2 separate regions of the Homo sapiens genome follow, and region 1 is linked to region 2. Evidence: chromatin loops called from intact Hi-C (ENCODE). Cell type or tissue: heart right ventricle. All regions are shown on one strand. Each heading gives the region's core, and the rest is flanking DNA. Links, peaks and the distances in the headings are about the cores only.

Region 1 (15,978 bases), core at 7,567-10,066, 120 kb before region 2:
GGCTGCGCACTCTGTATAGGGTACCAACTTTTTCCTTCCAGCAACTCTTACAGGCAGTCCTATTACTATCCCCATCTTATAGATGGAGCGTCTGAGGCTTAGAGAGGTGAGGTAACTTGCCCAGGGCACATGGATAGCAGATTTAAAGGTAATGCCCAGGTGGTCCAATCTGCTTACTAAACAGTCTCCTAGAGACTAGTGGAAGTCAAAGGATATGGCCTTGAAAAAGTAGTGATTTGGGTTGTTGTTTTCTCAGTGTAAGGAAAGGTGATTAGATTATGTAACCATCTGCTTCATTGATGGGACTTGCAGTTTGAAAGTTTAATTCTATTATTTAGTATAATACTAGCTGCTGAAACAAATCTCCAAACCCCAATGAATACAATACAAGCTTATTTTTCGGCGGGGCACGGTGGCTCACACCTGTAATCCCAGCATTTTGGGAGGTCGAAGCGGGTGGATCACGGGGTCAGGAGCTCGAGACCAGCCTGGCCAAGATAGTGAAACCCCATCTCTACTAAAAATACAAAAATTAGCCAGGCATGGTGGCACGCACCTGTAGTCCCAGCTACTCAGGAGGCTGAGGCAGGAGAATCACTTGAACCCGGAGGCAAAGGTTGTGGTGAGGTGAGATTGCGCCACTGCACTCCAGCCTGGGCAACAGAGTGAGGCTCCATCTCAAAACAAACAAACAAAAAAGTTTATTTCTCACTCATATCACACTCCTGTGTAGATCAGCAACTCTGCTCTTCACAGTCATTCAGTAACCCAGGGTCCTTCCGTCTTATAGCTCTGCCTTCCTCTAGATCCATGGAGTCCTCTGAGTTCAGAGGTTGGACAGGAAAAGAGAGTGAGAAAGGCACATGGGGGTTTTAAAGGCAAGGCCTGTTCATATTCCACTGGCCCAGTTTCAGTTACATGATCACACCCAACTACTGGGAAATGCAATCTAGCTGTGGCCTCAAAAGCAGCAGAGAACATGGACACCGGGGAGAATTTGCAGCCTTTGTCTCAGAAAGCAATATCTTCATTGAACCCTTTATTTAATTCCTTATTTCTCTGCTGCCCAGCAATTATTTTTTCAAATGGTTTTAAGGAATAGCATCTACAGAAGATTTCTTGGAGTATGTACAATTCACTTATTTCCAAATAGTCCAGTGTGTATGTGGGCCCATTGTTTTGCTCCCACGCTCAATATCCTGGGAACGCCTTTTCTGATTTGCATTCGTTGTTTGTGCCTTTGACTTGCACTGAGGAATATGAGACACAGCCATATGAAATTCACTGTGATCTCTACTAAAAGGATTTTATCAAGGAAGAAACCTCTCGGGTTTTAGTATGAGTAAAAACTATGTTTCTCTTGAATTGCGTTTTTTTAAATCTCACAAACATTCTGAATCTTATAATAGATCACATTTTTCCCTTTGCTGAGGCCACTAAGAAACTCTGAGCCAAATTTTACATTCTTCTCCAAACACAGAACAAAAGCTTTATAATATTTATTTCTGTGTATCAGTTTTACCTATCTGTATTATTTTTCTATCAAAAACAAAACAATTTTGCCCTCACCCTAATTGTTTCTAATGTTATTTTATATTTTTGTATTTTGTATAGAAAGAGAGAACCTCAAAAACCATTGAGGTACAAGATGGATAAAAATAAATAATCTCACAGTGGTTACTAGAGGTGGGACAGGGTGGGGGAGGGGTAGCCGAAGGTTGGTTAAGGAATGCAAAAGTATAGTTAGATAGGAGGAATAAGTTCTAGTGTTCATACAGCACTAGAGAGTGACTATAGCTAACAACAACTCATGGCATATTTTCAGGCCAGGCATAGTGGCTCATGCCTGTAATCCCAACACTTCGGGAGGCCAAGGCGGGTGGATCACGAGGTCAGGAGTTTGAGACCAGCCTGTCCAGCATGGCAAAACCCCGTCTCTACTAAAAATATAAAAATTAGCCGGGCATGATGGCACGTGCCTGTAGTTTCAGCTACTTAGGAGGCTGAGGCAGGAAAATCGCTTGAACCTGGGAAGCGGAGGTTGTAGTGAGCCGAAATTGTGCCATTGCACTTCAGCCTGGGCAACAGAGTGAGACTCCTTCTCAAAAAAAAAAAAAAAAAAAAATTGCATATTTTCAAATAGCTAGAAGATCAGATTTTTAATGTTCCCAACACAAAGAAATGATAAATGTTTGAGGTAATGGTTATGCTAATTACCCTGATTTGATTATTATACATTGTATCCATGTATCCAAATATCACACGGTACCCCATAAATATGTGTCAGTTAAAAATAATAATGAAAGCAAAAAATAAAAATTAGTTAATTAATTAACACAAAATAAATAAATAATCTCATCATGCACTGTGGGGTAGCACACATGAATTTGATCGTATTTGTAATTTGGAATCTATGCCAAATGCCATCTCAGTTATGAGGGTTATTCAGAAAGACAAACAGGATAGATACTCCCCAGCTGTCATGCCGCCTTAGTGCACAGGAAACCCTGTGAGCAGCTGACCCTCCAAGCTGATCTCAGCCCATTGGTATTCTTGGTGGTCCTGTCCCAGTATCTTAAAGGTGAAAAGTGCTGGGTGTAACATGTGTCACAAAACAGCTCTCTGAGTTAAGGTCTTTGCTTAATGAGGAGCTGTGAATACAGAGGACCTGTGGGAATACTTTAGGAATTAACCATGTGCTCATATGGTAGATCTACTACAGCTAACTAGCTGAGTGACCTTGAGCAAGGTACTTAACCTCTCTGGGCCTCTCATGTCCTTATACCTAAAATAAAGACATTGGGCCATTGGGCTAGATAATCTCTAAAACCTCTTCCAGCACAATAAATCTCTTCCAGCACAATAAATCTGTGATACATTCTTTATACAAATTAAAATATAGTTTTTAAAAGTTCCCCCAGGTCTTTTAGAAATAAATAGGCCGGGCGCAGGGGCTCACGCCTGTAATCCCAGCACTTTGAGAGGCTGAGGAGGGCAGATCACGAGATCAGGAGATCGACACCATCCTGGCTAACACAGTGAAACCCTGTCTCTACTAAAAATACAAAAAATTAGCTGGGCATGGTGGCATGTGCCTGTAGTCCCAGCTGTTCAGGAGGCTGAGGCAGGAGAATCGCTTGAACACAGGAGGCAGAGGTTGCCGTGAACTGAGATCGCACCACTGCACTCCAGCCTGGGCAACAGAGCGAGACTCTGTCCCAAAAAAATAAAATAAAATAAAATAAAATAAAATAAAATAAAATAAAATAAAATAAAATAAAATAAGACTATGAGCCAGGAGCAGTGGCTCACGCCTGTAATCCCAGCACTTTGGGAGGCCGAGGCAGGTGGATCACCTGAGGTCGGGAGTTCAGGACCAGCCTGACCAACATGGAGAAACCCCGTCTCTACTAAAAATACAAAATTAGTCAGGCATGGTGGCGCATGTCTGTAATCCTAGCTACTTGGGAGGCTGAGGCAGGAGAATCGCTTGAACCCAGAAAGTGGAGGTTGCAGTGAGTCGAGATCACTCCATTGCACTCCAGCCTGGGCAACAAGAGGAAAACTCCGTAACAAAGAAAGAAAGAGAGAGAGAGAGAAGGAAGGAAGGAAAGGAAGGGAGGAAGGAAGGAAGGAAGGAAGGAAGGAAGGAAGGAAGGAAGGAAGGAAGGAAGGGAGAGAGGAAGAAAGGAAAGAAAAGAAAGAAAGAAAGAGAAAGAAAAAGAAAGAAAGAAAGAAAGAAAGAAAGAAAGAGAAAGAAAGAGAAGAAAGAAAAAAGAGAAATGACTATGTCTAGAGAAAAAGATCTAGTGGGCAAACTATAAGTGAGTAAATCAGGCTAGTAGCAAACATATTCAGGAACCACCATGATAAAATGTGGCTGCTTATCTTTCCTGTTTGAACAGGAGGTCACAGTTTTGCTATATAGAGTTGAAAGGTTGTATAGACAGGATGTGTTAATTTGAGTTAGAATTCATCTGGGGCACCTGGACAGTTAATCCATCTCTGGGCTTCAGGAATCCAATACTACCCTAAGAACACTGTTGTAGAATGTATACGGCATGCTGGACATGGAAATCGGCTTGCTCCATTGGTGGTGGGGCATAGAGAGGTTCATGTCAGCCCAGCACATCCCCAGGAACTATACCAGTTTCCTTATTGCCCAAGCCAATATCTACAATGCAAAGCATCTTTCAACTGTAATTTAGGAGGACTATGAGCTGGCCACCTGAGTTTTTGCTTGCAGTTCAGGAACTATTGCTAAAAATGCATTTTATGGTGAAACAAGGGATTAGCTAATCTTTCAGGCTAACAGAGGACCAGCTACAAATGTTTCCTGTGTGTATTGTGAAACTCTGAGATAACAGAGAAGTTCCTTATTGCCCTCTGAATTTCCCTTCCCCCAGGACCTCCACTGGTCACACAAGCCATTATCTGAGACAAGCTGACCAGAGCGTGATGCTATAACTTTTTTTGTTCATACTTCCAAATTAAATCTGGTTAGAAAAATAAATGGCTAGAAAGTATTTAAATCTTGTCTTGAATCTTGGAGGAATTTACTTATTTTTCTTCATCTGTTGGCTACCCTTCTTTAAAAAAAAAATTATTATTATTTTTTTTGAAACGGAGTTTTGCTCTTGTTGCCCAGGTTGGAATGCAATGGTGCGATCTCAGCTCAACGCGACCTCTGCCTCCCGGGTTCAAGCGATTCTCCTGCCTCAGCCTCCCGAGTAGCTGGGACCACAGGTGCCCGCCACTACACCCAGATAATTTTATATTTTTAGTCTCAAACTCCTGACCTCAGGTGATCTGCCCACCTTGGCCTCCCAAAGTGCTGGGATTACAGGCGTGAGCCATTGCGCCCGGCCAGTTTTATTTTTTATTAACAAACTCATTCTCTGGATATTCTGGAGACAAAAGCAAAACACCCAAGAAAATGGGCACTTAGGCAATAAGAACTCAGACCCCTGTGGTTTGCTACAAATGTACTCACTAACAGAGCACATGCTGCCACCCTTAAGTTTCACACATGCTGCCAAGACCAAAGGTCCACTTTGATGACTAAATGGTAACACTATTTTCTTTGAATCATAGTATATGCATTTAATATTCTCTTGGGCCTTACTTAAAAGAGTAATATTTTTTCTTTTTTTTTTTAGGGTAAAGATATGGGAATTTCCCAACCACATTGTTCCACTTCATATCTTCTTCTTTCTCTTCTCATTTTATTTTCACTGCAGACCAGAGTGAAGACAAATGTGTATTACTTGGTAGCTTATGAACAGCAAGGAAAAACTGACTGGCAACCGCCATGGAAAGGTGTGAAACCGTAACCACGAGGACTCTCACATTTACATGTTACTGACTAGCGAATGTCTAGGCCTAAAACATCTGCCCTCTTATAGCTGTTTTATTATTATGTAAACATGGCTACAAGATTTCTGACATAAAATAGTAGATGACTCAGTGTCTTCAAATGATTAATTGCTGGTTTTTTTGCCTGACCTCTTTCTTCATTTCTTCAATAATAAATCTATTGTCATGCATTGAATTACGGAAGACTGAAGCTCCCAAATGCTGGGCCTGAAAATGCACTCACTCTCTCCAACAGCATGCGGGTGTTTCTCATTAGTTTCATAAGTGCCAAGAAAATTTCAAAATGATACCAAACAAGAATATTTTAAATTTTATCACATTACCAGCTAAGAAATCTGTAAGCACATTGTTAATTCACTTATATTCATCGCACAGCAAAACAAATATGGCATTTCAAAACTGAGAAAGTTAAAGCCTCCTATAAGAAGTCTATAGCCACCGTTTCTTGAGTCCTGTCTTCATATCTCATTCCTCCCAGAGCACATCTCTCACCAAGGTTCCTGTTAGATTCCATTCTGGTTTGTGTCTTTGTGGAGGCATGTCTGTCCGTAGCCAAGACACAGAGGGCTAGACTGGTTGTAACACAAATCAGAAATTTCTGCCTTGCAGCTGCCTGGGGAAGTAACAGTTAATTGAGCGTGGGAGCTGTGTGTAGACCCTCAAGACTAACAGTTAAGAGGCAAGGTTTCAGTAAAAATGTTTAGAAGCTGCATACCACACAGCTGGAAATGAAGGGCAGAGCTGTTTTCTGGGGAATTTGAATTATGTGTACATCCAATCGAGAACAATAAATGAATTTGTGTCCAGCAATAATAATCCCTCAGTTATAGATAGACATACCATTTATGCAGCACTTCCCATGAATTCTGTCTCACTGAGCCTCACAACAGTTCTGTGCATACAAGGCTGTTAATTGCAAGCCATTTTATTTATTTATTTATTTATTTTGAGAAGGAGTTTAGCTCTGTCGCCCAGGCTGGAGTGCAGTGGTGTGATCTCAGCTCACTGCAACCTCCGCCTCCCAGGTTCAAGCAATTCTCCTGCCTCAGCCTCCAGCGTACCTAGGATTACAGGCATGTGCCACCATGCCTGCAATTTTTGTATTTTTAGTAGAGATGGGGTTTCACCATGTTGGCCAGGCTAGTCTTGAACTTCTGACCTCAGGTGATCCACCCGCCTCGGCCTCCCAAAGTGCCAGGATTACAGGCATGAGCCTCCATGCCCGGCCATCATGTCATTTTAGAGATAAGAACTCCAAGGCTGCAGGAGATGAAATAGTTGGTTCCCTTTTGAACTAGATGTGAGTGGCAAGCTGGGGATCACATTCAGGTTTTCTGAGGGTACTTTTTACTAAGCAGGATGCCTCTGTCCTCAAATCCAGGTTAAGGAATTCACCCCCTTAACCGGCTTTCCATTTGACAAAGTGAGAGTCCTATTAATCTAATACTGAACTTCTGTTAGTCCATTTCCATTGTACTGAAACACAAAAGACAAATTCCCATCATTAAGAAAGTTGTAACAAGGGGGATATTTATGTCTCTCTCCCCGTCCTGCTTTGTATTCTCTTTTTATTTTTTTCATTGCTTTTGTAATTCAGATTGTATTAGAAATTAGAGGAAGGTTGAAACTAGGTATATGGTGACCAAGGTGTGGAAGATGGAATTCATCCTCTTTTCTCCAGGTTTTTTGAGTGGAAGTTCTGACAATAGGGACAGTTGTGTCACTGTGTTCTATGCAGTGTCATTTTATTTTCCTGAAAACATTTGTCCTTGCTACAAGTAGATTAGAGGTTAGAATGCAGGATTGGCAGGCAGGATTTGTGGTTTCTATTTTTAGCCCTGCCACAATTTTATTGCACAAGGGTGAGTCCTAAGCAGTGTGGTTTATTGGAGAGAGAACTCGATTGGAACTGGCTCTCCTGTGAATGAATGATACTGAGCACCATAGCTGAGCATCAGCCGAGAGGAAGGGTCCAGACTAGTGTGAGCCCCTCCATCACCAAATACAAGCGTTCCTATAACTAATGTATGTGATTCACTACTCTGCAGGAGGACCTGCAGAACAATCCCATTGGGCCTCTTTTCACAACTTTCTACAGTGGGAACAGAAGCCACTCTTTTAAAAGGATTCAGCCAAAGGAAGAAGGACCTTCAGTTGTTGAGGTTGTTTTGATTTGTTTTGTTTTTGAGGCAGAGTATCACTCTGTCATCCAGGCTGGAGGGCAATGGAGCAATCTTGGCTCACTGCAACCTCCACCTCCCGGGCTCAATTGATTCTCATGCCTCAGCCACCCAAGTAGCTGGGATTATAGATGAGTGCCACCACGCTAGGCTAATTTTTGTATTTTTAGTAGAGACGAGGTTTCACCATGTTGGTCAGGCTAGCCTCAAACTCCTGAACTCAAGTGATCTGCCCGCCACAGCCTCCCAAAGTATTGGGATTACAGGCGCGAGCCACTGCACCTGGCCAACCTTGAGTATTTCATTCTGAATATGTTTCAGGGTCTGTGCACAGACCTACAGGTCTCCACTTAATGAGAATGAGAGAGAGAGACAGGGAGAGAAGTAGGTCAAAAGAACAGTACGTTATTTGAAGATGTAGGGATGGAGTGGGGGTAATATGTTTTTGGATGATCACTGGTGTTTCCTTGACTTCAGATAACATGATTCAGACTGGGCCAAAGAGTTTAGAAAGCAAAGGGGAGAGAAAAATTATCGTGTACACTCTAACTCCAAAAGAGACCTGTAGTAGCCTTCTGAGCTTAAAGGAATGAATTGAACCAAATATGTTCAAAAGACATTGGATCAGCCTTGCACTGTTCCCAGATAGCATAGACCCAAGACCTCTCCGTTCTGTTCAGCATACCTGAAGACACCTACGCTCAGGTCTAATCCAATCTAGGACCTAGCAGTACCTCAGCCTGGAGAGACAAATAACTTTGGCCCTGGATTCTGAGTCTCAGCATCTACGGCTTTACTTTCCTAGCCCCGAGCCATCTTTATTAGATAATTGTGCTTTTGCCTTCTTCTCCATTAATGAAGCCCCATGTAACCTAACCTAGTCCCTCTAGAAATACATACAATAAACTTGACTTAATTCATTTATTCCATCATTTATCCACTCAAGATATATGTATGCATGCTTATTATGTGCCAAACACTGTGCTATGCCTGTGGACAGAGTGGCAGCAACAAAAGCCAATAAGACAAAACTGCATGATCTTTGCTTGATGGGAGACAGGGCCAAAAAAAAAATTACACATATAGGATATATAATTACAACCCGAGGGAAGTGCTGGGAAGGAAAAGGCAGGCTGCCATATGAGCATTGAAGCCCCAGGCAGGTGGTGGAGGACGTGACATCTGAAGATAAATACCCTGAATGCCAACCACCTGCCATCCTGGGCTTCTGGACGTGGCCCACCCTCAGTGTCCCCATTCCCTCCCACTCCTAAGAAGTTCCTCCTAGAACATCCGCTGGGCCACCTCCCTGGAAAATGCTGACCCTGTCTTCATTACAGCCCGCCCTAGCTCCCTCAAACCACAGTGACCTCATCTGAACTCAATTATGAAATTCTGACACTTAGACTTTAGCAACTGGCCCTACCACAAGAAAAAGTTTTCATTCTTTTCTCAAGATAAATTTTAAAGCAAAACTAAACCCAAGTTGGTGGGAGCAGAACAGATCTGTCTGAGAACAAGGGGAGCACCCTGAGGCAGCACAGGGCTGATGCTTGGTGGCTTCTCTTCTCCTCTCTGCCCTTTGAGATGGAATGTGGGGCAGGCAGAAAGCACTACTCTCCAGGTCAGGAGACCTGCACCCTGGCTTGTCCACTAAACTTGTCAGCTGTATCCATCTCTACGGGTCCCTGAGGAGGTTTGATTTGCTTAGGTTTGAGGTGAGTGTGTCTGCTGCACACATTTACTGGTCCTTTTTAAAAGCTGAAAATTTAACAATTTGTTTTTAGGCTGTATCAAAATGTCACTTCTCTGTCAAAATGACTACGTCTCAATGCCTTGTCCACTTTGTGTATGATTGGTGACAGCCCAGCACCCTGTCACTCTAAGCCATCACTCTGGTTCTTGGGTAACAAGCTGAGTAACCCAATAAGAAAGGATCAGGGCTAAATATAGAAGGACATAGTTGTAGAAAGGGAGAGAGTCTGAGACTTTGTGTTTAGCTGTGAATACATTTTTTCTTGATTTTTCTTGTTGGTATTAATGACATTCTATTCCATTGAAATTAATATTTAATGAACAATAATAATGGGCCAGGCACTTGGCTAGGATCTGGGAATAAAATGATAAATAAGATTGCCCAAGCCTCAAACAGCTTAGAACCACCCAGAGAAAATACAATTAAGTATATAATTACAATAGGGTATATTCAATCTCAAAGGTAGAATCCCTAAGGGGCCTCCATCCCAGATATGGGAAATAGAGAAGGGCTTATCTTAGAAGAAGGGATCTCAGTTAAGGCTGCTGCTATCTACTTACTTTTTCTTTTTAATGGCAGTTGAATGGCATGAAGTTGATGGCTCATAATTTATTCAAACATTCTTCAGTTGTGAAAAATTTAGACTTTTGTGCTCAGGCTCTCTCGCTCTCTTTTTTGATTGTAAATAATACTGTCATTAGACAGCCCTAGCAGGTCATTTGTCACTCTAGTGGGCCTCATTGTTACTTATCAAATGAGTTGGGCTGATGTAGTTTAACAGAACTCATTCATCTCTAAACCTTTATGAAATGCAACCTTACGTAGATGACTTCACTTTCCAGATTGTAAACAGGCAAAAAAACACATCTGTGGACCACTTCCTTCTGACACACAGCCTGTAATTTTTATATATTTCTTCCTTCCAATAATCGGTGTATATGGAGACTGAATTAATTGTAGTTTTCATTTAAATAAAGCATAATTATAATAGTAAATCTCCACATGGTTTCATGAAAGAAAATCATATAATGCATTCTAAGATCAAATATAAATTATTTGGAATTAGCTGCATTTTTAAAAGTATCTATGCCATTGTTCCTTGAGTAGAAATGGTTTGGTTATTATCTGTGGTTTGTATTATCTCTGTTTTTTCTCCACTGGGACATATAGTAATTGAAAGTTGAGTGCAGACTTTACAATTATGTTTTCGAATTGATCAAATCATCTTAGAGTTGCTGTGTAAAGCTTAATTAATGCTTTTTAAATGCTTTAAGATCTTATTAAAGGCATCGAAAGAAAGTTTTATTCTGAATTCTGAAATATTAGACTTCCACATTATATCTATAAAGAATATGAGGTTTCTTTTATGTCAAAATCTGCTAAAGCAAAGTAGAGAAGGAAAGAATTGAGGAAATGATATTCTCCAAAATAAAACATAAATGATGACATTTCCACTCTGCTCTTTTGTGCAATGCATTGCCTAGGAGAATCATTTCAAACTTCAAAGCTCTTGTAATTTACATCTTAGAATTTATGATGCCTAGATTCATTGTGTGCCACACTTACCAAAAGATGACCTCCAATATTCAATCAGAGAAGTTTCCTGTGCAATTTACTCTATGCCTGTGAGCAAAAAAAAAAAAAAAAAAAAACTAAAATATGCTATTCCTGGCTGGGTGCAGTGGCTCAGGCCTATAATCCCAGCATTTTGAGAAGCTGAGGTGGGTAGATCACCTGAGGTCAGGAGTTCAAGACCAGCCTGGCCAACATGGTGAAACCCCATCTCTACTAAAAAATACAAAAAATAAATTAGCCGGGCATAGTGGTGCATGCCTGTAGTCCCAGCTACTCAGGAGGCTGAGACAGGAGAATTGCTGGAACCCAGGAGGCGGAGGTTGCAGTGAGCCGAGATCATGCCAATGCACTCCAGCCTGGGTGACAGAGTGAGACCCCATCTCAAAAAAAAAAAAAAAAAGATTCATTTTTAATCCCAGCACTTTGGGAGGCCTAGGTGGGCAGGTTGCCTGAGGTCAGGAGTTTGAGACCAGCCTAGACAACATGGTGAAACCTCATCTCTACTAAAAATACAAAAATTAGCTGGGCCTGGTGGCGGGCACCTATAATCCCAGCTACTTTACAGGCTGAGTCAGGAGAATTGCCTGAACCTGGGAGGAGGAGGTTACAGTGAGCTGAGATTGCACCACTGCACTCCAGCCTTGGTGACAGAGTGAGTTGTTTTGAGTAGTGGGTATGTGGGTGTATACAATTGCCAAAGTTCTCAAAATGAACCCTTAAGGTCAGTGCATTGTATGTAAATTAAATCATAATTAAATATTTTAAAAGTCTTATGTGTTCTTTTTTAGTTTTTTAAAGAAGGGGTCTCACTGTGTTGTCCAGGCAGCGGCATGATCCTAGCTCACTGCAGCCTCAAACTCCTGGGCTCAAGCAATCCTCCCACTTCAGCTTCCCAAGTAGCTGGAACTCCAGGCATGCACCACTGCACCCGGCAAATTCTAATTACATTGCTTTTCTAGAATTTATATTTAAAAGGTAATCTTAGAATCCCCATCTTCATTTTGCAGATTTTTTTAATATGCTTCTTAAAATTTGCATTATTTTTGTAAATTACACCACAACATGTGTTACATTATGGGTGAAATGATATCAGATTCTCTTCAAAAATTAGAGAAATTTGGCTTGCTGTATTTGTTTTGTGAATTAGTTCACATGGCAGCAGCGTGCTCTCTCCTTCATAAGCATTCACACAAACTACAGGGATGTCAACAGGACATCTGTTTTGTTTTTGTCCTTGGTGGCGGTAAAGCTTTGTGCTGACCCATTCACACACTCTCACCTGGCCTCCAATAACCCAGCACACATATCTGTGAGACAGTTGGTGAGAGTTAGGGATTTAATCTGTGGCGACTGGAGCTGAAGTACTCTCACTAAGTGTATTTGACGATATGGAAATGAGAACCCTGACCTTGGCCTCGTTAGCACTCTCTTCCAAACAGCTAAGTGAATCAGCCATTGGCACGTACCAGTAATAAACTGAAAACATATGGAGTTGAGAGTGACATTAAGGGGCACAATCGGTCATTCTTTTCCCTTTAAGCCCTTGGTGATATGATGCAAATTCTCAAGCTTTCTAATACCCAGAATCACACTCCCATCACCATTGCTGTCCTGCTTTCTTCTTCTGCACCCACAAATATACAAGTAGGACGTATGACTTTTACTCCACAAACAAGAATGTATGAAAAATGTCACAATACTTCATTTTGGTTGAAAATCAAAATACAGCTGGGTGCGGTGGCTCACGCCTGTAATCCCAGCACTTTGGGAGGCCGAGGCAGGTGGATCACCCGAGGTCGGGAGTTCAAGACCAGCCTGACCAACATGGTGAAACCCCATCTCTACTAAAAATACAAAAATTAGCCGGGCACGGTGGCGGGTTCCTGTAATCCCGGTTATCCAGGAGGCTGAGGTGGGAGAGTCACTTGAAGCAGGGAGGTGGAGGTTTCAGTGAGCCAAGATCATACCACTGAACTCCAGCCTGGGTGACAGAGTGAGGCCCTGTCTCAAAAAAAAAAAAAGAAAAGAAAATCAAAATACACTTGATTATAAGTCCTCATCTTACTGGGCCTTCCAATGTTGTGCAAAAGCCCCTGGGAACTTACCCAGAGCACCTCATTTGGACCTAGCCTCTTGTCCTCAATTCATAGCGATCACCACCTGTGTACTCATGTCCAAACTCCTGCGATCCCTTAAGGTCAGACAGCTCTGTTTATTCCTGCCAAGCCTGGCACAGAAATCTTTGCCAGGGCTGAAGGATTCCAAATCTAATATTCAGCCTCTTACCACATAGTTATTCCTCTCCAAGCTCCTCCCCAACATGCTTCAAGAGTGCTGGGCATGGGTCTTTACTTGAAGAACACGCTGAAGGCCAACATTCTTTCTTCATCTTAAAGAGTCTCTCCATTCTCTCCTGTTTCTGCTTCTATCCTTCTTCCTAAGCATTCTTGGATTAGGATTTGCAGCGTTCTTTCTTCCAAAGCAAATCTTGGGTTAGCATTTGGAGAGGGGAAAAAGGAGAAAAATAAAACAAGAAAATATAAATTAATATCTCAATTATGCAAACATAGGCACACATTGTAAGAATATCACCAATATCTTGTTTTTTATTTTATTGTATTTTATTTTATTTTATTTTATTTATTTATTTTGAGACGGAGTCTTGCTCTGTCACTAGGCTGGAGTGCAATGGTGCAATCTCTGCTCATGCAACCTCTGCCTCCCAGGTTCAAGCGATTTTCCTGCCTCAACCTCCCGAGTAGCTGATATTGCAGGTGACCGCTACCATGCCCGACTAATTTTTGTATTTTTAGTAGAGACATGGTTTTGCCATGTTGGCCAGGCTGGTCTCGAACTCCTGACATCATGATCTGCCCATCTGGGCCTCCCAAAGTGCTAGGATTACAGGTGTGAGCCACCACGGCTGGCCAATATCACCAATATCAATGTATCAATCAAGATAGCTGGTTTTGGTTTGAAACTCTATTACTGATCAGCTGTGAGAACTTAGACAAGTTACCTAAATACAGAGAGCCTCGCTTTCCTCATCTGCACAATGAGGCTAAGCATTAGCCCAACTATTTTACAAGTCTAGTTTGAGGACGAAAGTAAACAGCAATAACCCTGTACCATTTATAGAGTTTGTTTTCCATTTATTTAATTCATATACTTTTCCATATAATCTGAGGATGTGACAGCATTTTATAATTAGCAAAAAAAAAGGGCACAAAAGTTATATAACATTGTGTTTTTTAAATAAAGATCCAGCAATCATATCTGGATTTTTTTAAAGTCTCTTCCATCCCCGCCCCCATCTACCACATTACATATTGCATATTCCCACTTTCTATTAATTGTGAAGAACATTATTTTAATTATTTTCCCATTGTCTCTAAGATCCAAGCCCAGCCTTCTATATGATGGTCCTATATTCTGGCAACTAGTAATTTAAGCTTTTTTCTCTACATCAGTTTAAAGGGACTACCAGAAGACACCTTTATCATCTTGTCTCAAGGCTATGTCGAGTCTCATGTCATAATCCAGTGTGCAGGAACCTTGGTTCCACTAGAGATCAAACTGGTCGACTGCATGGGGGACATCATGATGTCTGGATCTAAGGAACAGTAGGTAGCATGTATATCAGGTGCCTAGTTAAGATACAAGAGGCTGGGCGCATTGCCTCACAGCTGTAATCCCAGCACTTTGGGAGGCCAAGGCAGGCAGATAACCTGAGGTCCGGAGTTCGAGACCATCCTGACCTACATGGAGAAACCCCGTCTCTACTAAAAATACAAAGTTAACCGAGTATGGTGGCGCATGCCTGTAATCCCAGCTACTCAGGAGGCTGAAGCAGGAGAATCACTTGAACCCGGGAGGCGGAGGTTGCAGTGAGCCAAGATCGCCATTGCACTCCAGCCTGGGCAACAAGAGTGACACTCCATCTCAAAAAAAAAAGAAAAAAAAGATACAAGCTTGTCGGAAGGTAGAAATATTAACCCCATGAAATCCAGAAGCCAGCTACCTGAGTGAAGTTTCTAGAGATCTAACATTCTGGATCATATTAAGATATTCCCCACAAAGTGGAAGACAAGTTGGTACCTTGCACCAACTATAACAAAGAAAGATTTTCAGTGTTAGCCTCTATTTTGGAGGCAAGATACAGCACATTTGAGTGTGCTGCTCTGACCAATTTAGCATAATATTAATACAACCAGCTTTGAGTGGTGACCAACTGAGAGCTAGTCCGGAATGTAGACTGTAGACGCATCCAGCACCAGCACGTGCAAGGCAAGGGCCATGTGGCCCAGCAGATCCAGTAGCACCTGATGTTTCTATAGTAAACAGGGATGCTGTGTGGAGCCTATGGCAAACCTTAAGAGGATAACCATGTGCATATTCCTAGCGTTTGAAGTAAAGATGTGGCCTCTTTTCTAGATAACTGTTTTCCTTTTAAGAAACTTCTCCTGTCTTGCTATTGAGCTTTTGTTTGTTTCTTTCTTTGTTGGTTTGGGTTTTTTTGAGACAGAGCCTCGCTCTGTCGCCCAGGCTGGTGTGCAGTGGCGTGACCTTGGCTCACTGCAACCTCTGCCTCCCAGGTCCAAGCAATTGTCCTGCCTCAGCCTTCCGAGTAGCTGGGATTACAGGCGTGCGCCATCACATCCGGCTAATTTTTGTATTTTTGGAAGAGACAGGGTTTCACCATGTTGGCCAGGCTGGTCTTGAACTCCTGGCTTCAAGTGATCCACCCCCTCCAGGCCTCCCAAAGTGCTGGGATTATAGGCGTTAGCTACCACATCTGGCCACTATTGAGCTTTATAGAGACTGAACACCTGGCCATGTCACCTGAGCTGCCCACAATTGACTAGGTGTTATCTGATTCATTAGGCCACACAATTAAGCATGCATGGCAATACTTCATCACCAAGTGGAAATGGTACACACCAAACCAGACTCCAGCAGATTCTGAAGCAACAATGTAGTCACGTGTACTGAAGGCTCGGGCTCCTATGGCACATTCTTCTGCAGCATTGCCATCTTTCCTTCATCCAGTGTTAGGTTTTTATGGTGATCTCCCTGTGAACAAATTGCTGA
Region 2 (15,978 bases), core at 4,725-7,224:
CACAGACAAGGGATTCTGATTAGGGCTGAAAATCAGACCTGAGGCTCAAACAGAGGAACTACAAATTCAGGGAAAGTCTAGAAGAGGAAGGGGGAAGGCCAGGTGCAGGGAGAATAAGTGGGGAAGTACAGGCCAGAGAAAGTAGGACTGTTCAGTTATCTGCACTGGAAGAGGTGACACAGAGTTCTGCCTCCAGGAAAATAGGTTGGCAGGATCCAGTTCAGAGGTAGGCTTCAGCCCTCTGGTTAGGATATAGGACAGGGCTTCTGACCACCCTCTGTCCATGTCCTTCCTGAATGGAAGGGCAACAGGAATGCTGTGATCAGGGAATCTAGGCAGAAGGAAGGCAGGAAGGTGGCCCGGCCTCCCTACTAGGGGCTTAGGATGAAATGTAACTGGATGGAGTAAGTACTGCTGGATAGATTTGAGGAAATATTTAGATTGGGAACAACCAAAACAAGTTTCAAATCCTGTTAGGCCCTGATTGTTTGGAGGAGAGAAAACAGCCTGCAACAAGCTGGAAGCTTGCTTTGAGGTAACTGAGAGCAGGGGAGGATCGGGCACACAAGGCCAGCAGAAGGGATTGGTACCTCAGTGACGACCAAGAAATTAGTCACTTAGGAGAACTAGGTCATTTTGGGTGAAGAATGACCTGGTTCACCATACCTTAGTGTATCTTTCTCGAGGTCCCCACAGAGAAGGCATTTGATTGGAGAACTGTGGGAAGCAATGGATTTCAAAAACTAGGATAATACAACAAGCCCTAGTGATGTGAAGAACGTGGAGAGGAAGTGTAGGTGGAAGCGAGTGAGTCATAAACAGTGGTTCGTGAACCTTCTAAAGACTGTCAACCCCTTGGAATAGAACAAAGGCTGTGTACTGTTTCAACCCTTATTTCATATTAGCCCCCACAAGTCATTTTCTATAGCCCTGCAGGAACCTGATGTTATTTCGCCCAAATTGTAAACGATTTATTTTATGAATGCTGAATCACAAAACTATGGTTGAAGAAAACACTCTCCACATAAAAGAAATGAATCCCTAACCTGTATCCTACATTTTTATTTTTCTCCCTCCTGTGTGTATGTGTGTGTGTGTGTGTGTGTGTGTACTGTTGATTAGTATCTATTCCAGATATCAGCATTTTCTTTAAAACACAAGAGTTTTCTGTTTGTTTGTTTTTTTGAGAAGGAGTGTCACTCTGTTGCCCAGGCTGGAGTACAGTCGGCACGATTTCAGTTCACTGCAACCTCTGCCTCCCAGGCAATTCTCCGGCCTCAGCTTCCCATGTAGCTGGGATTACAGGCACCCACCACCATGCCAAGCTAATTTTTGTATTTTTAGCAGAGATGGGGTTTCACCATGTTGGCCAGGCTGCTCTCAAACTCCTGACCTCAGGTGATCTGCCTGCCTTGGCCTCCCAAAGTGCTGGGATTACAGGCATGAGCCACTATGCCCGGCAAAACACAAGTTTTGAGAAGCTTTTAGGTCAAAAACTTGAATTCAAATCCAAAGCTGGCCAGAGCCCTAAATACTATTCCTACTTTTCTTGGCAAATAAATTTTCAAATTTCTCTGGCATATTTCTGTGAAAAGTAATAAAATATGATTTATTAAACTTTTTGGTTATAGTGGACCTTTTGTTAACATTTGCTTATACGCTATTATGTGCCTCGTTTAGATCAAATGAAGCTCATTTGAGGTGTTTATCAAATGCAAGCCTGACCTCTCTCTGCCAATACAGTACTGGACTTTCCTTAACACTTCACTAGCTCAAATATTTCCTCTATAAATCCAGAATATAGGTATATATATTTTTAAGTCAAGACTATTCACTGTACAAAACAATGTTTTGACCAGGTACAGGGGCTCACACCTCTAATTCCAGCACTTTGGGAGGCCAAGGCAGGAAGATCACTTGAGCTCAGGAGTTTGAGACCAACCTTGGCAACATGGAGAAACTCTGCCTCTACAAAAAAAAAAAAAAAAAAAAAAATTCACCAGGCTTGGTGGCATGCACCTGTAGTCCCAGCTATTTGGGAGGCTGAGGTGGGAGGATCACCTGAGCCTGGGGAGGTAGAGGCTGCAGTGAGCCATGATTGCGCCTCTGCACTCCAGCCTGAGTGACACAGTGAGACTCTGTCTCAAGAAAAAAAAGACAAAAAAGAAAGAAAAGAAAACAATGTTTTACCACGTGTTAATTTAGGCTAAAGAAATTGCTAGGGTGCGGAGATGGATCTTACTTATTACTAATATTCTAATCTCACATTTTAAAAAATCATCAGGCCGGGCGCGGTGGCTCACGCCTGTAATCCCAGCACTTTGGGAGGCCGAGGCAGGCGGATCACGAGGTCAGGAGATCGAGACTATCCTGGCTAACACGGTGAAACCCCGTCTCTACTAAAAATACAATTAGCCGGGCTCAGGTGGCGGGCGCCTGTAGTCCCAGCTACTCGGGGGGCTGAGGCAGGAGAATGACGTGAACCCGGGAGGCGGAGCTTGCAGTGAGCCGAGATCACGCCCCTGCAGTCCGGCCCGGGTGAAAGAGGGAGACTCCGTCTCAAAAAAAAAAAATAAAATAAAAAAATAAAAAAATCATCATAGGCCGGGTGCAGTGGCTCACGCCTGTAATCCCAGCACTTTGAAAGGCCGAGGCAGGTGGATCACAAGGTCAAGAGATCAAGACCATCCTGGCCAACATGGTGAAACCCCGTCTCTACTAAAAATACAAAAATTAGCTGGGTGTGGTGGCGTGCGCCTGTAGCTCCAGCTACTTGGGAGGATGAGGCAGGAGAATCGCTTGAACCCGGGAGGCGGAGGCTGCAGTGAGCCGAGATTGCGCCACTGCACTCCAGCCTGGTGACAGAGTGAGACTCCGTCTCAAAATAAATAAATAAATAATAAAAATAAAATTAAAATAAAAAGAATTATAGTAAAAGGAACCCTAGGCCGGGCACAGTGGCTCACACCTGTAATCCAAACACTTTGGGAGGCCAAGGCCGGCGGATCGCTTGAGGTTAGGTGTTCGAGACCAGCCTGGCCAATATAGACAAACCCCGCCTCTACTAAAAATACAAAACTAGCTGGGCGTGGTGGTGCCCGCCTATAGTCCCAGCTACTCAGAAGGCTGAGGCAGGAGAATTGCTTGAACCTGGGAGGTGGAGGTCGCAGTGAGCCGAGATTTTGCAACTGCACTCCAGCCTGGGCAACAAAGCAAGAGCTTGTCCAAAAAAAAAAAAAAAAAAAAAAAAAAAAAAAAGGCCAGGCATGGTGGCTCAGGACTTTGGGAGGCCAAGGTGGGTGGATCACCTGAGGTCAGGAGTTCAAGACCAACCTGGCCAACATGGTGAAACCCCGTCTCTACTAAAATATAAAAACTAGCTGGGTGCGGTGGTGGGCACCTGTAATCCCAGCTACTTGGGAGGCTGAGGCAGGAGAATTGCTTGAACTCAGAAGACAGAGGTTGCAGTGAGCTGACACAATGCCACTGCACTCCAGCCTCAGTGATAGAGACTCTGTCTCAAAAGAAAAAAAAAAAGGAATCCTTCCATATTTAGGATGTGTTTTATAATCCTCTTTTTAAAGCACTTCTCAACGTTTCTACCAAGCTACACCCAATGGTAGAACTCATACCCCTGGCAAATAAATGCTCTGCTTTCAGCTTAAAAGCTCTTTAAAATATTATTTTTATCTTGGGCTGGGCCTGGTGGCTCCCACCTGTAATCCCAGCACTTTGGGAGGCCGAGGCGAGTGGATCACAAGGTCAGGAGTTTGAGACCAGCCTGGCCAATATGGTGAAACCCCTTCTCTAGTAAAAAAAAAAAAAAAATACAGCCGGGTGCAGTGGCTCACGCCTGTAATCCCAGCACTTTGGGAGGCTGAGGCAGGTGGATCACCTGAGGTCAGGAGTTCGAGACCAGCCTGACCAATATGGTGAAACCCCGTCTCTACTAAAAATACAAAAAATAGCTGGGCGTGGTGGCAGACACCTGTAGTCCCAGCTGCTGGGGAGGCTGAGACAGGAGAATTGCTTGAACCCGGGAGGCGGTGGTTGCAGTGAGCAGAGATTGTGCCACTGCACTCCAGCCTGGGCGACAGAGCAAGACTCTGTCTCAAAAAAAAAAAAAAAAAAAAAATTTCAAAAATTAGCTTGATGTGGTGGCGAGCACCTGTAGTCCCGGCTACTCGGGAGGCTAAGGCAGGAGAATCGCTTGAACCCAGGAGGCGGAGGTTGCAGTGAGCCAAGATTGTACCACTGCACTCCAGCCTGGGCGATAGAGCAAGACTGCGTCTCAAAAAAAAAAACCATATATATATATATATATATATATATATATATATATATAAAATTATTATCTTAAAACTCTATCTTTTTTTCCCTTTTGAGACAGGGTTTCTCTCTTTTGCCCAGGTAAGACTGCAGTGGCTCTATCACGGCTCACTGCAGCCTCGACCTCCTGGGCCCAAGCCATCCTGTCACCTCAGCCTCCCAAGTAGCTGGGACTACAGGCATCTACCACCATACTGGGCTAATTTTTGTGGGGTTTGTTTTGTTTTGTTTCTCACTCTGTCACCCAGATTGGAGTGCAGTGATGTGATCTGAGCTCATTGCAACCTCTGTTTCCCGGGTTCAAGTGATTCTCTAGCCTCAGCCTCCCGAGTAGCTGGGGCTACAGGCATGCGCCAACATGCCCGGCTAATTTTTGTATTTTTAGTAGAGACAGGGTTTCACCACGTTGGTCAGGCTGGTCTCGAACTCCTGACCTCGTGATCTACCCACCTCATTCTCCCAAAGTGCTGGAATTACAGGCGTGAGCCACCGGACCCGGCCTAATTTTTGTATTTTTTATAGAGATGGGGTTTCACCATGTTGCCCAGGCTGGTCTGGAAATCCTAGAGTCAAGGGATCTGCCCATCTCAACCTCCCAAAGTGCTAGGATTACAGGCATGAGCCACCCTGCCTGGCAAGGCATTGGAGGGTTTTTTTTGTTTGCTTGTTTGTTTTTTTCTGAGATGGATTCTTGCTCTTGTTGCCGAGTGCAGTGGTGTGATCTTGTCTCACCACAACCTCCACCTCGAGGGTTCAAGCAATTCTCCTGCCTAAGCCTCCCAAGTAGCTGGGAATACAGGTGCCCGCCACCATGCCTGGCTAATTTTTTTTTTTAATTTTAGTATAGACAGGGTTTCGCCATATTGGCCAGGCTGGTCTCGAACTCCTGAGCTCCGGTGATCCACCCACCTTGACATCCCAAAGTGCTGGGATTACAGACATGAGCCACCATGCCTGGCCAGCACTGGAGGTTTCTAAAAGTTGTTTTGTGCAAATGTTTTGGAGAAAAGCCAGCAAGTAGGTAGGAGAGTAGTTAGGAGGTTTTGGAGATGACAGATACTGTTCCTAGGTCTAATTTGCAAATATGCATATTTTAATCAATTCATAGAATTTAAAAAGATCTCTAAGATGAAATTCATGTCAAAGCTTCCAGGTATTTACTTACCTAGACTACTAAAAGTAGAAAATTATTTATAATTTACAACCTCCACAGAACATAATACTAAAATTTATTGTGGGACAACTCTCTTACTACCTTTTGAAGTCACATACCTTGTTCGACACAGGAGCCCTTATCAGGGAGCTCTCCCTGAGCTTCCCCAGGAAAGGGCCAGTGCAGTGAGCTCAGTGGGTGCTTCCCCAAGATGCCTTCAGGCCGGCTCTAGACAATTGTGAAACAGGTGAAATCGTTTCCACGCCTTTTCTGCCTGGCCAGTGGCCCACTTCAGGCCTCTAGGCCATGGGGACCAAAGCTTCCCCACTTGCAGCTTTTCTCAGCCCGTCTCCCCTCTTATTTTTTCTTCCCAAATATCATGTTCCTGTTGAAAACTCTTTTGTTGACTGAGCGCGGTGGCTCATGCCTGTAATCCCAGCACTTTGGGAGGCCGAGGCAGGCAGATCACCTGAGGTCAGGAGTTTGAGACCAGCCTGACCAACATGGAGAAACCCCGTCTCTACTAAAAATACAAAACTAGCCGGGCGTGGTGGCACATACCTGTAATCCCAGCTACTCGGGAGGCTGAGGCAGGAGAATCGCTTGAACCCGGGAGGCGGAGGTTGCAGTGAGCCGAGATCGCACTGTTGCACTCCAGCCTGGGCAACAAGAGTGAAACTCTGTGTCAAAAAAAAAAAAGAACACTCTTTTGTCCTTTGCCTTACACCAATAACCTTCCCCTGTATTCCATTACAAGTAGCCTGACACGTTAACTCACATTAAATGTATTGTAAAGTTCTTTTTTTTTTTTTTTTTGAGAGAGTTTTGCTCTTGTTGCCCAGGCTAGGGTGCAATGGTCAATATCGGCTCACAGCAACCTCTCCCTCCCGGGTTCAAGTGATTCTCCTGCCTCGGCCTCCCAAGTAGCTGGGATTATGGGATTACAGGCGTGCGCCACCATGCTGGGCTAATTTTTGTATTTTTAGTAGAGACGGGGTTTCTCCATGTTGGTCAGGCAGGTCTTGAACTCCTGACCTCAGGTGATCCACCCACCTCAGCCTCCCAAAGTGCTGGGATTATAGGCATGAGCCACTGCACCCAGCCTAAATGTATTGCAAAGTTCTAATAAGTATTTGGAAGTCATGGCTTTCTATCAATTCTTAGGTAAAGAAGTGTTTTATAAGTTCCCTCCCTTCCTCTCACCTCCTGGCCTTCAAGCCATTTCTTTTTGTTATTTAAGAATAGCTTTAGCGCTTAGTAGCTCAAATTTAAGGTAGGAAGAGAAGACTTTGGCCAGGCTGGTCTTGAACTCCTGACCTCAGGTGATCCGCCCGCCTGACCTCCCAAAGTACTGAGATTACAGAAGTGAGCCACCACGCCCGGTTTTACAACTGTGTATTCTTATTGCAAAGCCAGGCTCTGTAAAGATGGCATTTTATCTGAGAGTCAGGTTTACCAACAGGTAAAACTCTTCTTACTGAGGGCAAGCTCTTCCTGAAGACATTGAGATATTCCATTTTTGGCTACTAAGAGAGAAAGGTTGCTACTCCATTTTCCTGGAATACAGTAATGCTGGGTTTCATTGCTCTGCAATATTGTCTTGGGCATAAGTTCCCAAATGGAATGTGGCATGAAACATAATTCTTGCAGAGTTGCTCATGCATGCAGCTATGTGTGGCATAAAAATCCCCAGAGCAAACCTTCAGGTCGCCAAACAGTGTTAGTCCTAAAGTACCTCAGTGGAACATACCTGAAATTTCATGAAGCCTCACCACAGTCAGAACGTTATGCCCCTTTCCTCATCTGAATGCCTCTCTCATTGCTTGGGAGGCCCTACTTCAAGTTAAATGGCCAGCACTGCAAGGGAGGGCAGGATCAGACTCAGGTAAAATGGGGAGGTTGACAGATTATTTCTTCAGGTTAGAAAATCAGTAACTCGAACCCATAGGCCAAATCCAACTGAAGCCAGAGCTCCGAATAATTCATACGTTTTTAAATGGTTGGGGGAGGGGGAAGAGGGAGACAACAGAGAACGTGGCCTACAGAGCTTCAAATAGTTACCATCTGGCCCTTTACAGTAAAAGTTTGCTGGCGCCAGCTTCTGAGCCCTCACACCTCCCTTTCTCTGCCTTACTCCTCTTTAACCCTTCTTCATGCTCTCTAGAAAGGAGCCCGCCCCAGCCCTCAGCTCCTGGTTTATATACTCCATAATTAGAGTTAATCCTCCTACCCAAAGGCAAACCCATTGAATTGACTGCTTTTTCCCAACTAGAGAGAGGAGCCGCTGTTCTGGTTCTTCTCCTTTTCCCCTCCTCACTTTCCCCTGACTAAGGGGCCAGGGAACAGAGATGCCCTTCCCCAGCCACCCAGGCAGTGGGTATTCCAGTTCTCAGCGCCTAGGGGAAGGGGTTCCCATCAACCAGGGGCTTCTGGACACTCTTGTGTACCCTCTGCAAAAGCACTGGAGAGGTCTGCTCCTTGGGTTAACCCCTTTGGGTTATGACACCTATGGTCCTAAGAGAGGATTTATAAGAACTCTGGGCTCACCTTCGTGACCCATAATGCTCTCTGGATGCCAGCCCTTCAACAGTTTTCTTTCTCCCTTGCCAGGCTTGGATCTGTTTGTAGTATAGAGTGGTAGTTAAAGGCATGACCTCATCTACCTAGATAAAAATCCACCTCTGACATTTACTAGCTAAGGAACCTTGGTCGTTTAATCCATGTGTGTTGGGTTTCCTCATCTGTGGAAAGGAGATAATAGTAGTCCTTACTTCATGGCCTGGTGCAGTGGCTCACGCCTGTAATCCCTGCACTTTGGGAGGCTGAGGTGGGCGAGTCACCTGAGGTCGAGAGTTCGAGACCAGCCTGACCAACACGGAGAAACCCCTGTCTGTACTAAAAATATGAAATTAGCTGGGCGTGGTGGTGCATACCTGTAATCCCAGCTACTCGGGAGGCTGAGGCAGGAGAATTGCTTGCACCTGGGAGGCAGAGGTTGTGGTGAGCCGAGATCGCGTCATTGTACTCCAGCCTGGGCAACAAGAGCAAAACTCTGTCTCAAAAAAAAACAAAAAAACAAAAAAAAACAGTCCCTACTTCAGGCTGTGGTGAGGTTTACATGAGTTAATCTGCATGAAATTATTTTGAACAAGGCCTAACACATAGTAAGTACTCAAGACAGTGCTAGCTCTCACTATTGTTTGAGGGTTTGAGGTTAAGCTGTATCCTGGCTGGTCTTGGCCCAGCTCTCCATGTCCTTAGGCTGTTATATAGCTCAAGGGGAGGTGAGCTCTCAAACTGAGGCCAGGCCACCCAATAGGGTAGGCAAAACTGAAACAGGTGAAATGTTATGAGAGGCTTCCACTTCCCTTACTCTTTGTGTCTTCCTACAGAGAATAATGACTAAAAACACCTTGCTTTTGTATGGAGGTTATGATCTGCTTTCACAAACATTTAATTTGACACATGCAACAGCCCCGGTACATAGACGTCACATGGCAGGCAACTGCAAATGTTGACTGAGTGAGGGAAATGAACTGGGAGGCTGCCAATTTGCTGTATGGTTGGGTGTGGTGTACCCTCTGCTCTCTGTTCTGATTGGTTGCAAGGCATATAGAACTGGTCAATAAGTATTTTGACTATCCACTCTGGAAATTTGTTGTTAATGTGGGGCCAATTTTATCAGTAAGGAAACTGCGTTTCTCAGCCATTTGATGCCTGTCTGAGAACATACAACAGTGAAGGTAGAGCTGTGTCTAAAACCCAGTTTCTCTGGCCTATAATCTATCCCTGTGGCTGTTACACCTATTGCTAAATATGCATAAAATAAAGTTTGTTTTGTTCAGTGGCAATAATTAACTCAGTACTGGCACGCACTGTCTTCCTAGTTTGTTGCTCAATGAAGACTCACAATATTAGAAGGCTATCTATAAAGGGGAGTGTACTTGTTTTGTGTTGCTGTAACAGAACACCGGAAACTGGGTAATTTATAAAGAAAAGAGGTTAATTTAGCTCAGGATTCTGCAGGCTGGGAAATTCAAGAAGCATGGTGCCAGCATCTGCTGTTGAGGGCTTTCATGCTGCATCATAACGTGGAGAAAGGTCAAAGGGAAGTGGACACAGGGGAAGAAGTAAAACCCTGACGGACATCTTTCTCTATAAAAACCTGTTCTTTTATTAGTGAGAACTAATCCATTCCCCCAAGAACTAAACCAGTCTCGAGAGAGCAAAAACTCACTCACGGCCCAGAGAACAACACAGAGCCATTCATGAGGAATCCACCCCCAAGAGCCAAGCACCTCCCACTAGACACCACCTCCCAACGCAACCCATTGTGGATCAAATTTATAAACATCAGTTCTGGTGTGGACAAACCATATTCAAACCATAGCAAAGAGAAAGCTCTTATGCCCTAGGAGGAGCTTTCTGTAGTCTTTGCAGGTTCCCCCTTTCCTCAGAGAACAAGTGATTTACAAGATTATAGGAAGGACGTGAGTGAGTACAAGTGCTCAGCGACTTTCCCTCTCTTTTTGAAGGAGCCTTGCCTCAGGACACATACTTTCTCTTGTCCTCTGCCCCTTGATAAGCAGTTTCCCTGGGAGGGAAGGGCTGCCTATGGCTAGGTAGGACAAGTTTAGTGGGAGGGAACTACCAGAAAGTCCAGCTGGGCATGGTGGCTCATGTCTGTAATTCCAGCAGTTTAAGGGGCCGAGGTGGGGAGATCGTTTGAGCACAGGAGTTCGAGACCAGCCTGGGCAACATAGCAAGATCCCATCTCTACAAAAAAATACAAAAATTACATGAGTGTGATGGTGCATGCCTGTAGTCCCAGCTACTTGGGAGGCTGAAGTGGGAGAGTTGCTTGAGCCCAGAAGGCAGAGGTTGCAGTGAGCCGAGATCACGGCACTGAGTTCCATCCCGAGTTATAGAATGAGACCCTTTCTCAAAACCAAAAAAAAAAAAAGTCCATTTGGTTGCATATCCAAGCTTTGATCTTACAAAAAATTAAAAACAAAAGATCAAGCAATAAAATAAAAACATTTTACCAAATAGAGACACAATTTACCAAACTGTGTTCCACAGAAAGCAAACTTTGCATGATCTTGAAAGGTATGTCTTTTATTTTTTTTGAGACAGAGTCTCACTCTGTTGCCCAGGCTGGAGTGCAGTGGCGCGATTCAGCTCACTGCAACCTCCGCCTCCTGGGTTCAAGCTATTCTCATGTCTCAGCCTCCCGAGTAGCTGGGATCACAGGCGCCTGCCACCGTGCCCAGCTAAGTTTTGTATTTTTCAGTAGAGACGGGGTTTTGCCAGGTTGGTCAGGTTGGTCTCGAACTCCTGACCTCAGGTGATCCACCCACCTCGGCCTCTCAAAGTGCTGGGATTACAGGCATGAGCCACCGCGCCTGGCCAAAAGTTATGTCTTTAAGAAGTGTTCAATAGGCTGATAAGATTGTTTTTATTTTTTTATTTTTTTTGAGACGGAGTTTCACTCTTGTTGACCAGGCTGGAGTGCAATGGCGCGATCTCAGCTCACTGCAACCACCCCCTCCAGAGTTCAAGCGATTCTCCCGCCACAGCCTCATGGCTGATAAGATTTTTACAATGCAAGATTTTTCAGTATTTTATATGCTAAAAAGCAATGCAGACCTCTAGAAGGTGAATTTAACATTTATTAGCAGGATGTCGTGGTGCACAATCCCTGGGTGTTGTGGCCTGTAATCTCAGCTACACAGGAGGCTGAGGCAGGAGAATTGCTTGAACCCAGGAGGCGGAGGTTGCAGTGAGCCAATATCGCACCACTGCAGGCCAGCCTGGGTGACAAGAGGAAAACTTTGTCCCAAAAAACAACAACAACAAGGAAAATAAAAACGTCACATTTCCCAAACATCCTTAATGTTGGAACTCTTTACTTCCAGAAGCACAGACTACGTGCCCATTATGAGCGGAATACAGTTTGGGAAATGCTGACATAAGGAAATGATAGTTGTTATAATGGCTGTTACCTGACCAACAGATATTTGGGACAATCTCAGAAAGTGCATTTGGCTTACTTTCTAGTAGCTATAACAATATTGGGGGTGGGGTGGGGGTGGTTGGAACTACAGAGCCAGCCACAAACATGAGCAATATACAGTTAATTTCTATATGAATTGAAGCACCATCAGGAGGAAAACAATTCAAAGATTCAGGCTAAAACGGAGTACTATACAAATTGAGCTCAGTCATGTGTCTCAGCAATCTGGTAGGAGGGGTGCAAGTTCATATCATTTCCAAGTGGTGCAACCTGAATCTGTGGACTTGAATTGTAGCAAGACCATCCCATTTGAAGGCAGGACCTTAGTGTTCCCATTGGCTGGCATAAGGAGTGTTCAGCACATCTTAGCAGCTTTGAGAAAAACCGCCCTGATGTCTGCATCTCCAGCCAGAACCACTCAGGTCAATAAGCTACTCAGTCCACTGGAGAGGTGTCTGCTATAATCTGAATGTGTGTGGCCTCCCAAAATCCATATGTTGAAATACTAATCCCCAAGGTGACGATATTAAGACTTGGAGCTCTTTTGGGAGCTCTCATGAATGTGATTAGTGCCTTCATAAAAGAGGCACGAGGGAGTGTGTTTGCCCCTTTTATCATGTGAGGACACAGCAGAAAGGTGCCATCTATTAACCAGGAAGTAGGCCCTGACCAGACACCGAATCTGCCAGTGCCTTGATCTTTGACCTCACAGCCTCCAGAACTAGAAGAAATAAATTTCTGTTGTGTAGAAGTCACCTAGTTTATGTATTTTGTGATAGCACTCCCAACTGACTAAGACAGCAACTCAGCTCACCTGGGCCAGTAGAATTGTTTATTTAAGGCATTAGGTTTTTTTTAGCCTTAGGAGAGCATAAAGTCAAAGCGATAAAACAAATCAAACCCATCGTCTTATTGTATTTACTTATTCATTTGTTTATTTGTGAAACAGGGTCTCTCTGCAGCCAGGCTGGAGTGCAGTGGCGCAAACATGGCTCACTACAACCTCCACCTCCCAGCTCCGGCGAACCTCCCACCTCAGGCTCCCCGGTAGCTGGGACTACAGGCATGCACCACCACAGCCAGTTAATTTTAGTATTTTTTTGTAGAGATGGGATTTCGCCATGTTGCCCAGGCTGGTCTTGAACTCCTGGCCTCAAGTGATCTGCCCGCCTTGGCCTCTCAAAGTGCTAGGATTATAGGCGTGAGTCACTGTGTGTGGCCACTATTGTTTTCATTTATGTTTAGAAATACTTGTGCATATTTGTATTTGGTATTTTAACTATTTGTAATCTTTTACGTAATTCGACATTTTAGGATTTCTAACAAGTTATCCTTGTGAAACCAGTTTAAAACACCTAAGTGAAAACTGTAATTAATTCAGATTCATGATTTTAAGTGAAAATATATGAGAATTTTATTAAATCTGTAAACATTTTTGTAATGTTCAAGAGAACTTGATTCATATTTTATAATTTATCATATTTATAAGCATTACTTAACTACTTGTGATTCTTTGTTGAGCAACTGAAGTATTTTAAAAAGACTGAATACATTAAATGAATTAATGTAGTTTAATAATTCAAGGAAATTTAATTAACCAAATTGTAAACATTCTCTTAAAAAACAGAGTTAGATTTGTAACCTGAATTTCAAAGCTCAAAGGAAAAGTAGGTTTTCAAATTTGTAATAAATGAAATGGAATTACTATACATTGTCTTCTTTGCCCACAAAACCTGTCTTCAAGAATACCCTATACTGGCCGGGTGCAGTGGCTCACACCTGTAATCCCAGCACTTTGGGAGGCCGAGGTGGGTGGATCACCTGAGGTCAGGAGTTCAAGACCAGCCTGGCCAACATGGTGAAACCCTGTCTCTACCAAAAATACAAAAAAATTAGCCGGGGGTGATGGTGTGTGCCTATAGTCCCAGCTACTCAGGAGGCTGAGGCAGGAGAATCGCTTGAACCCAGAAGGTTGAAGTTGCAGTGATGCGAGATAATGCCACTGTACTCCAGCCTGGGCGACAGAGTGAGACTCCCCCCAACCCCAACCCGCCCACACACACAGAATATCCTATACCCGGGCCGGGCACAGTGGCTCACCCCTGTAATCCCAGCATGTTGGGAGGCTGAGGCGGGTGGATCACCTGAGGTCAGGAGTTTGAGACCAGCCTGGCCAACATGGTGAAATCTCTTCTCTACTAAAATACAAATATTAGCTGGGTGTGGTGGTGGGCATCTGTAATCTCAGCTACTCAGGAGGCTGAGGTAGGAGACTTGCTTGAACCCAGGGGTCGGAGGTTGCAGTGAGCCGAGATCATGCCACTGCACTCCATCCTGGGTGACAAGAGCGAAACTCCATCTCAAAAAAAAAAAAAAGAACACCCTATACCTAAATTGCCATGAGGCAGCACGGGTGGTGATGGTGGATGGTGAGAGGGGTAGGGAGTGAGTGAGACAAAGGTCTTCCTTTTGTAATCAGTAGATACACTAACAGTACCAAAGCATGCAACAGATGGAATCCAACAGATTGATCGTAATTACGCCTGCATTCAGCAAACATTTTTCTAGATTCTAGCCTAAAATATGTGGGTCACATAAATGTGATTAAGATGTGGTTCTTCTCCTCAAGCAGTTTCTCCTTTTTTCCACTTTGCATTTCTCTGCTCTTCTCATTCACTGAAGTACTTTTTAGCAAACACTTGAATTTTCCTGCCTTGATCTGCTTAGTTTTATTCATTGGAAAAGCAGATACTGCACTTGGCCTTGAGTTCAAATCCTTGTTTTGCCATTTGCAGCATGACCTTAGACAAACTATATGGTCTTATTACTTCAGTTTCTTCATAAATCAAATAGAGATAATAATATTATTTACCTGTTATGGACAACATGTTTGTGTTTCTCCAGAATTCATATATGGAAACACTAGCCCTAAATGGTATGGTATTAGGAGGTGGGGCCTTCAGAAGGTAATTAGGTCACAGCCTACATGATGGGATTAGTAATCTTGTAACAAGAGACAGGAGAGAGCTTGCTTCCTGTCTTACTGTTTTACACCACTTACACACAGCAAGAAGATGGTCAGCAGCACCCAGGAAGAGGCCCTCACCATAACTTGATCATGCTGGCACTTTGCTATCAGACTTCCCAAATTCCAGAACTGTAAGAAATAAGTGTTTTGTTTGTTTGTTTGTTTGAGACGGAGTTTTGCTCTTGTTGCCCAGGCTAGAGTGCAATGGCGCAATCTCGGCTCATTGGTTCTCCTGCCTCAGCCTCCCGAGTAGCTGGGATTACGGGCATGCGCCACCACACCCAGCTGATTTTCGTATTTTTAGTAGAGATGGGGTTTCGCCATGTTGGCCAGGCTGGTCTCAAACTCCTGACCTCAGGTGATCTGTCCGCCTCAGCCTCCCAAAGTGCTGGGATTACAGATGTAAGCCACCGCGCCCGGCCAAGTGTTTGTTGTTTAAGCCACCGAGTCTATGGTATTTTTGTTATAGCAGTCCAAATTGACTGAGGCATTACCTTTTCAGGTTGTTGAGAAAATCAGAGACAATTACATGTTAACATACCTTGAAAAGAGTTGATAACATGCTTAATAAATGGTAGCAATTAACATTATCTATGGTTTCCATCAATATCCTTATGGTTAGAAAAAGTCACCTAATGCTGACCCATGATTTCATATGTTTAGGCTTTTCACTACATCAAGAGCAGAAGAGCATTGGAAAGAAAACATTTGAGGTAGGAGACAATTGAGGTGACAGAGAACTCAATGCTTTTTTACTTATATTTACTCTCTAGGTGATTGCATCTAGGTCCATGATTTCAAATATCATTGCTTTACTATGAGTCTCAAAGTTATATCTCCAGTTCCAGTTGCACCTCTGAACATCAGATTTATATATCTGGCTACCTATTCAACATCATCATGAGGATGTATAATAGGCACACCAAATGCTAAAACAGAACTCTTGATAGTTCCCTCATAAACTAGGTCTTCTTCTAGCCGTTCCCATCTCAGTAAATGGCAACTCCATTCTTCTACTTGTTTGGTCTAAAATCTTGGAATAATTTTTTTGTTGTTTTTGTTTTTGAGATGGAGTTTCGCTCTTGTCACCCAGGCTGGAGTGCAATGGCGTGATCTCGGCTCACTGCAACTTCTGCCTCCCGGCTTCAGGTGATTCTCCTGCCTCAGCCTTCTGAGTAGCTGGGGTTACAAACGTGTGCCATGATGCCCAGCTAATTTTTTTGTATTATTAGTAGAGATGGGGTTTCACCATGTTGGCCAGGCTGGTCTCGAACTCCTGATCTCAGGTGATCACCTGCCTTAGCCTCCCAAAGTGCTGGGATTATTACTGGCATGAGCCACCTCGAACGGCCCCCACTTAAGCTTTTAAAAGTGTTGGGATTACAGGCGTGAGCCACCACACCTAGCCTCCGCTGGTCCTTTAAAATGGAAGGTGGTTCAAGTCACTTCTTT

What was found. Peaks named below come from ENCODE experiments on the same cell type or tissue, not always from the same donor. Only the 100,000 strongest peaks of a DNase experiment are listed, where the experiment ranks them.
Region 1: it touches region 2 in a loop (2.6-fold over the local background); 2 of 110 quality-filtered maps call a loop at or near these places.

The regions. Positions count from the first base shown.
Region 1 is chr3:177,327,195-177,343,172 of GRCh38, reverse strand. No RefSeq gene overlaps it. Among named protein-coding and RNA genes, the nearest start is that of LINC00501, 41 kb to the right of the region's middle. RefSeq lists enhancers at 4,241-4,340, 4,198-4,492, 9,045-9,144 and a silencer at 5,778-6,072. In heart right ventricle, for the core only: no CTCF peak of the experiment used is centred there; a DNase peak (open chromatin) is centred at 8,778; H3K27ac peaks cover 2,500 bases.
Region 2 is chr3:177,205,182-177,221,159 of GRCh38, reverse strand. No RefSeq gene overlaps it. Among named protein-coding and RNA genes, the nearest start is that of TBL1XR1, 16 kb to the right of the region's middle. In heart right ventricle, for the core only: no CTCF peak of the experiment used is centred there; no DNase peak of the experiment used is centred there.